2 separate regions of the Homo sapiens genome follow, and region 2 is linked to region 1. The links are chromatin contacts, found by Hi-C or POLR2A ChIA-PET in ENCODE. All regions are on one chromosome and are shown on one strand. Each heading gives the region's core, a stretch centred on a gene start or an enhancer-like site at or near the end of the contact. The rest is flanking DNA. Distances are from core to core; before and after follow the strand shown.

Region 1 (3,229 bases), core at 220-2,719:
TTAGCCAGGCGTGGTGGTGCGTGCCTGTAATCCCAGCTAGTTGGGAGGCTGAGGCAGGAGAATCGCTTGAACCCGGGAGGCAGAGATTGCAGTTAGCCGAGATCATGCCACTGCACTCCAGCCTGGGCAAAAAAGCATGACTCCATCTCAGAAAAAAAATTAATAAATAAAAATAAAAATAATTTTTTTAATCTGATAAAGCCAGACACTTCTGTAGCCTGAGAGGGGCAGGCAAATGGGGTGGAAATTTAGTCCCTGGGCACCCACTCTAATTAGGAAATGTCATGGGAGACCCTTCCCACAAGAAACTGGGACCCCAAAGAGCTACACCCTCAGAGTAAAAGTGAACCAGAACTAAACTTACCATGGGGGGTTGTGGAAAGGGCAGCGTTGGCACTGAGCAGAATAGGAGAAGAAAAAGACGGGAGGGAAAATACAGTATTGACAACTTGTGGTCACAGAAAGGCCCACATGTGAATTTGCCCCCTGGACATACATACTCAGGGTAGACCGGGAAACATCATACCATGAATTTGGTTTGAGGCAGACTCACCTGTTATAGCTCGAGGTGCCTGGCAAAAACAAATGAAATGCCTCTGGAGGAAAGCATATTCTAGGATGCTAGGAGCCAACTAAAAATAAATTTCTAAGGGCAATGACCAGCACATAGTCAAATATATTCTAGCATACCCGGAAACAGCACAGCATGAGTGAGGACCAGCAATAGACCATGGACATGAATCTGAACAGAATTGCAGTAGTAGAATTATCAGACGTTGATTATAAACTCAATTCCACTTTTTAAAATATATTTTAAAAATGACAAGCTTGAAAGCATCTTAAGAAACCCGAAAACTATAATAAGTAACACAGAAATTTTGAAAAGGGACCAGATAGAACTTCTAGAAATAACAGGTAACTGAAATTAAAAAATCCAGTGAACATATTTGGTATCAGCAGAAGAAAGAATCAACCAGAGGACAAACCAGAAGAAAGAAAAAAAAAAAAAGCATAATCCATTTGATAAATGTTAGCATCTTGAAGAGAATGCCCAAATGCTAGGCAGTTAAATTATGATCTTAATAAGAAAGGCGTTTGAGGGGCAGAGGGTTGGTGCAAGAGCTTCGAGATACAGCGAAGAGTTAACCACCTGCTCTTCTCAAGTGCAAAGCCACATTGGCTGTTTTATATATGAACACATACAAATGCATAATCAAACTGCAAGCAAGGTGTACTTTAACTATAGGGGGTGGGAATTAAGCAGCCCAGTGGAGTGTAACTCAATTACCATTCACAGGGCAATTCTATCACTGTTTAAGAGGACTTGGGTGCAGTGTGGATAGCAGCCGCCACATCATCATTTTACACAAAGGAGTGTAAAAATAGGTTGTGAATCATGAAATGGCCTTTTGTTTCGCTACCCTTGGCATATCTTCCTTGATGGGCCGATGTATCAGTCATAGATGCTTGAGCAGTGAGAGAATTTCTAGTTATGAATACAGACTGAACTGCAAGGGGCCACACAGGAGAGAGGCCCGATGATGAATTTGTTTGTTCAGTTCTTAACAAGGGATTCAAGTACCTCTTTGTGAACCTTTCACTCAGGAGCACAGGCTTTAAAATTTTTACCGAGATTTTTGTGTGGATTTTCCTCCCTTTTCCTCCCTCAACCCCACCCCAATGATAGCATCAAGTAGAAAACAATACTGTTTTTTTTTTTTTCTAGCTTCTAAATGCAAATTAGACTGATATTTTTCCACTGGTACCTCTATGTATTTTCAGATCTGTTACTTCCATTAAGGACATTTACATAAAAGTAGGATCTTTGTAATTGCAGTTTAAATATTCAGTGTGCTTGGTCCTCATTAGAATTCAAAATAGAGCCTTGTCTGAGTCTGACAGAGGGCGCCAATTGTGAAAGACCAGACTAAGAATTCTGAATGACTCGGGTGGATGTACAGTCTTGCTTCTCAGCATATTGACTATTACGTAATGTTGTCTAAGCACGTTTATTGTGATTTTAGTAGTGTTTCAGTGATGTGGTTAGAAATCAACCCAGCTGACATTGCATTAATGCTGTCTCAATCGACGACCATTGGATCTGCCTTCAGCTCATCTGAATGTGATCTTCTTAGGGAGGTGGGGCAGGACCCTGGTTAAGAGTAGTAGCATGCAGCACAGGTGTGGCGTCCGACAGTCCTGGGGCACAATTTGGGATCTGCCACTTACAGCCTGGGTGACTTAGAGAGCTGCTTGCCCTCTCTAAGTCTCAGTTCCCTTCACTCTAAAAGGAGGATAGCAATTAGTAGTACATGTGATTGTTCTGTAGACTAAGTGAGAACAGTTAGGTGGCACAATGACTAGTACTAGTGAGTCCTTTATAAATGCCAGCTATGATAAGATGTGGGGTTTAATTCATTTTTGTTTTTTGAGATGGAGTCTTGCTCTTTCGCCCAGGCTGGAGTGCAATGGTGTGATCTCGGCTCACTGCAACCTCCGCCTCCTGAGTTCAAGTGATTCTCCTGCCTCAGCCTCCCAATTAGCTGGGATTACAGGTGTGTATCACCATGCCTGGCTAATTTTAGTATTTTTTAGTAGAGACGGGGTTTCACCATGTTGCTTAGGCTGGCCTCAACCCCCCAGCCTCAAGTGATTGCCTGCCTCAGCCTCCCAAAGTGTTGGGATTACAGGTGTGAGCCACCGCACCTGGCTTGCTTTTTTTCTTTTTTCTTTCTTTTTTTTTTTTTTTTTTTTTTTTGGTACAGGGTCTGTCTGGTCTGTCATCCTGGCTGGAGTGCAGTGGCACTCACTGCAACCTCCACCTCCCAGGCTTAAGTGAGCCTCCCACCTGAGCCTGCTGAGTACCTGGGACTACAGGCACTCGCCGTCATGCCTGGCTAATTTTTATTTTATTTTTTATAGACAGGATTTCACCATGTTGCCCAGGCTGGTCTCAAACTCCTGGACTCAAGCGATCTGCCTGCCTCAGCCTCCCAAAGTGCTGGGATTACAGATGTATGACACTGTGCCTGACCAACATGCTTTTTATCATATTAGCTCTTTTGAACCTTATAAAACATAGGTAAGAAACTGAGTTCTAAGTAGTCTTGTTTATTTAACAGACTTTAGAGCTACTTTTGTCTCTCAGAGAATTATTTTTAATCTTTTACCACAAGAATAAGCAATTAATCTGGAACAAAGAAGGAACTATGCCAGTTCCTTTATTTAT
Region 2 (3,034 bases), core at 17-2,516, 61 kb before region 1:
TGGTTTCCCTGACTGCATCCATATCTGTGTGGCCTTAATATTGTTTGACTCACAAAGGAAACTTGTTGATCCAGAGTGAACCAGTTCAACTTTCTTCTCCTCAATCTCAAGAGTATTCCATGGAGGAAAATGTTCTAAACTGCACCTGAGCTATAAACAATTTACTCTGAAGGTAACAGTGTTAGTATTCCAGTACGTAAACCTTTAGCTAATAACAATCAAAGTAGCCTAATTTGGAAAGTACACAGAAGGTTAGAGGGAAAGCTTGTAAATGTTTTCAAAGACTCTGTATTTAATTCTATCACCAGCTAGCAAAATAAATAGGCCAGCTGCTAGCTCTGAAACAGACACGTGGTGGAAATGAAATGTTAATAGTTGAAATGCCTTGCTCATTCGAAACCAAAAGGAACATGAAGTACACTTTCTAGTTTATGAGAGACAAGGTGAAAGTTCCCAAAACACATTTGTGGTGACTGCATTTAAAATTGCTTCCTCATCTTTTATTTTAGTGGCTAATACTTTAGTGTGGCCTATGTGTGACTAGAGGGCATTTTTTTTTTCTTCCGATTTAGATGGAAGGTTTGGAAATAAATGGAGAGTGGAAATCGGGAGATGTTAAATTCTACTTTTCCATGTGTCTAAGTTGTTTGCTCTAGTTTGTAAGCTGCAGGCCAGACTTTTCTGAGGAATGGGAGGTTACTTTCAATAATGTGCTAAGATTGACCTGAGATATTTAGCCAGCACATCTGCTTGCAAGCTCTGGCCGTATGTGAGGAGCTTATACTGGAATTAATTAACTCTGTTTGGTATTCTGAAATGTTTGCTCCACATCTTGTTTTACCATCACAAAACTTACAAAATCAATTGGAACTTTTTTATTTTTACTTAAGAACTTAAAAAAAAAAGCCAGGTGAAAAAGAGAATCTGAAAAGCAGTTGTTTTCCTGCTTGAAGCAAACTTTCAAGAACGAGCATTAGAATCAGAATTTATTTTTTCAAATACTTCTTTTTAACTTAAAATGATGGTGAAGTGTAACTCTTTCATCCATTACATTAATGCCATTTTTGAAATGTTTGATTTTATTAGAAAACAAGGAGATTGAAGTGAGAGGGGTATCCTGTATGCTGAGATAGTCACAGCATTACAAAATGTTTTATGAACCAAAATGTTGTCCTAGGAACACTCTGACTTCAGAAAGGAAAAGGAAGGGAGGTTTCTGGGAAAGCTCTGCAAGCATAGCCTTGACCTGTATTTGGAGACAGTACAGCACTCGTGGTCTTAACACCATGATGTTAATGTCAGAACGTTTGGCACTATGTTGTTGCTAACCTGCTGTTCTTAAACAAGTGAGCCTTACCTTGTTACTTTTCTCAGTTAGTAAAATTGGGAAGAGGACTACCTTCTAGAATTCAGCCACAGCACCAGTGTCATGACTGTGTTCTCTCTTCCTTTAAACCTGCTGCCCTTGGCCAGCCGCGGTGGCTCACGCCTGTAATCCCAGCACTTTCAGAGGCCGAGGCAGGTGGATCACAAGGTCAAGAGATCGAGACCATCCTGGCCAACATGGTGAAACCCCATCTCTACTAAAAAACAAAAAAACAAAAAAAACAAAACAACAACAACAACAACAACAAAAACCCTGCTACCCAATGAGATGCTCAGCAACTCATAATTTATTAAAAAATGAGCCAAAGGCCAGGCGCAGTGGCTCACACCTGTAATCCCAGCACTTTGGGAGGCCGAGGCAGGTGGATCACGAGGTCAGGAGATCGAGACCATCCTGGCCAACATGGTGATACCCCATCTCTACTAAAAAAAAAAACAGAAAAATAAAACAACAACAACAAAAATGCTACTACCCAATGAGATGCTCAGCAACTCATGGTTTATTAAAAAACAAGCCAAAGGCTGGGCGCAGTGGCTTACACCTGTAATCCCAGCACTTTGGGAGACCAAGGCAGGTGGATCACGAGGTCAGGAGATGGAGACCATCCTGGCCAACATGGTGAAACCCCATCTCTACTAAAAAAAAACCAAAACAACAACAACAAAAAAACCCCTGCTACCCAATGAGATGCTCAGCAACTCATGATTTATTAAAAAACAAGCCAAAGGCCGGGGGCAGTGGCTCACGCCTGTAATCCCAGCACTTTGGGAGGCCGAGGCGGGTGGATCACGAGGTCAGGAGATTGAGACCATCCTGGCTAACATGGTGAAATCCCGTCTCTACTAAAAATACAAAAAATTAGCCAGGCATGGTGGCGGTCGCCTGTAGTCCCAGCTACTTGGGAGGTTGAGGCAGGAGAATCACTTGAGCCTGGGAGGCAGAGGTTGCAGTGAGCCAAGATCACGCCACTGCACTCCATCCTGGGCAACAGAGCGAGACTCTGTCTCAAAAAAAAAAAAAAAAAAGCCAAAACCACTGAGCCCAACTGTCCGTCAACAGATGAATGTGTAAACAAGTTGTAGTATGTACTTAAAATGGTCTATTATTCAGCCATAAAAAGAATGAAGTTTTGATATATGCGATTACATATATGAACCTGGAAGACATTCAGTGAAATAAGCCAGATACAAAAAGACAAATATTGTATGATTTCACTTATATGGAATATCTAGGATAGGCAAATTCACAGAGAAAGAAAGTAGATTAGAGGTTACCGAGGCTAGGGGCAGGGGGAAATGGGGAATTATTACATAATGGTTAGAGTTGCTGTTTGAGATAATTTTAAAGTTTTGGAAATAGATAAGTGGTGGTGGTTATACCACACTGTTAGTGTAATTAATGCCACAGAATTATATACTTTAAAATGGCAAATTGTTTTATATATAATATATATTTTATTTATATATAAATTATATATAATTTATATTTTATTTATATATAAATTATATATATTTTATATTTTATATATAAATTATATATATTTTATATTTATATTTATTTATATATAAAATATATATATTATATAGAATATATATATTATATAGAATATATATATTATATAGAATATATATATTCTATAGAATATAT

What was found. Hi-C counts contacts between places; a loop is a spot of excess contacts on that map. ChIA-PET counts read pairs that join two places held with the same protein, here RNA polymerase II (POLR2A). Pooled maps may share reads with other maps.
Region 2: a map of psoas muscle shows a loop between it and region 1 (4-fold over the local background). The contact joins two enhancer-like sites. A Hi-C loop is called at or near these places in 4 of 168 maps with a recorded cell type or tissue (esophagus muscularis mucosa, gastrocnemius medialis, heart left ventricle and 1 more), 12 of 37 single-sample maps with no recorded cell type and 10 of 50 pooled maps. POLR2A ChIA-PET finds 5 or more read pairs at or near these places in 2 of 52 experiments (AG04450 and T-cell).

The regions. Positions count from the first base shown.
Region 1 is chr17:9,369,416-9,372,644 of GRCh38, reverse strand. The region is part of intron 7 of STX8 (syntaxin 8); the gene reads left to right. Among named protein-coding and RNA genes, the nearest start is that of STX8, 200 kb to the left of the region's middle. Within about 2 kb of position 1,469, at least 3 of the 41 ENCODE cell types and tissues checked have a DNase peak (open chromatin) inside an H3K27ac peak, as active enhancers do.
Region 2 is chr17:9,430,028-9,433,061 of GRCh38, reverse strand. All of the region lies in intron 6 of STX8 (syntaxin 8), which reads left to right. Among named protein-coding and RNA genes, the nearest start is that of STX8, 140 kb to the left of the region's middle. Within about 2 kb of position 1,266, at least 3 of the 41 ENCODE cell types and tissues checked have a DNase peak (open chromatin) inside an H3K27ac peak, as active enhancers do.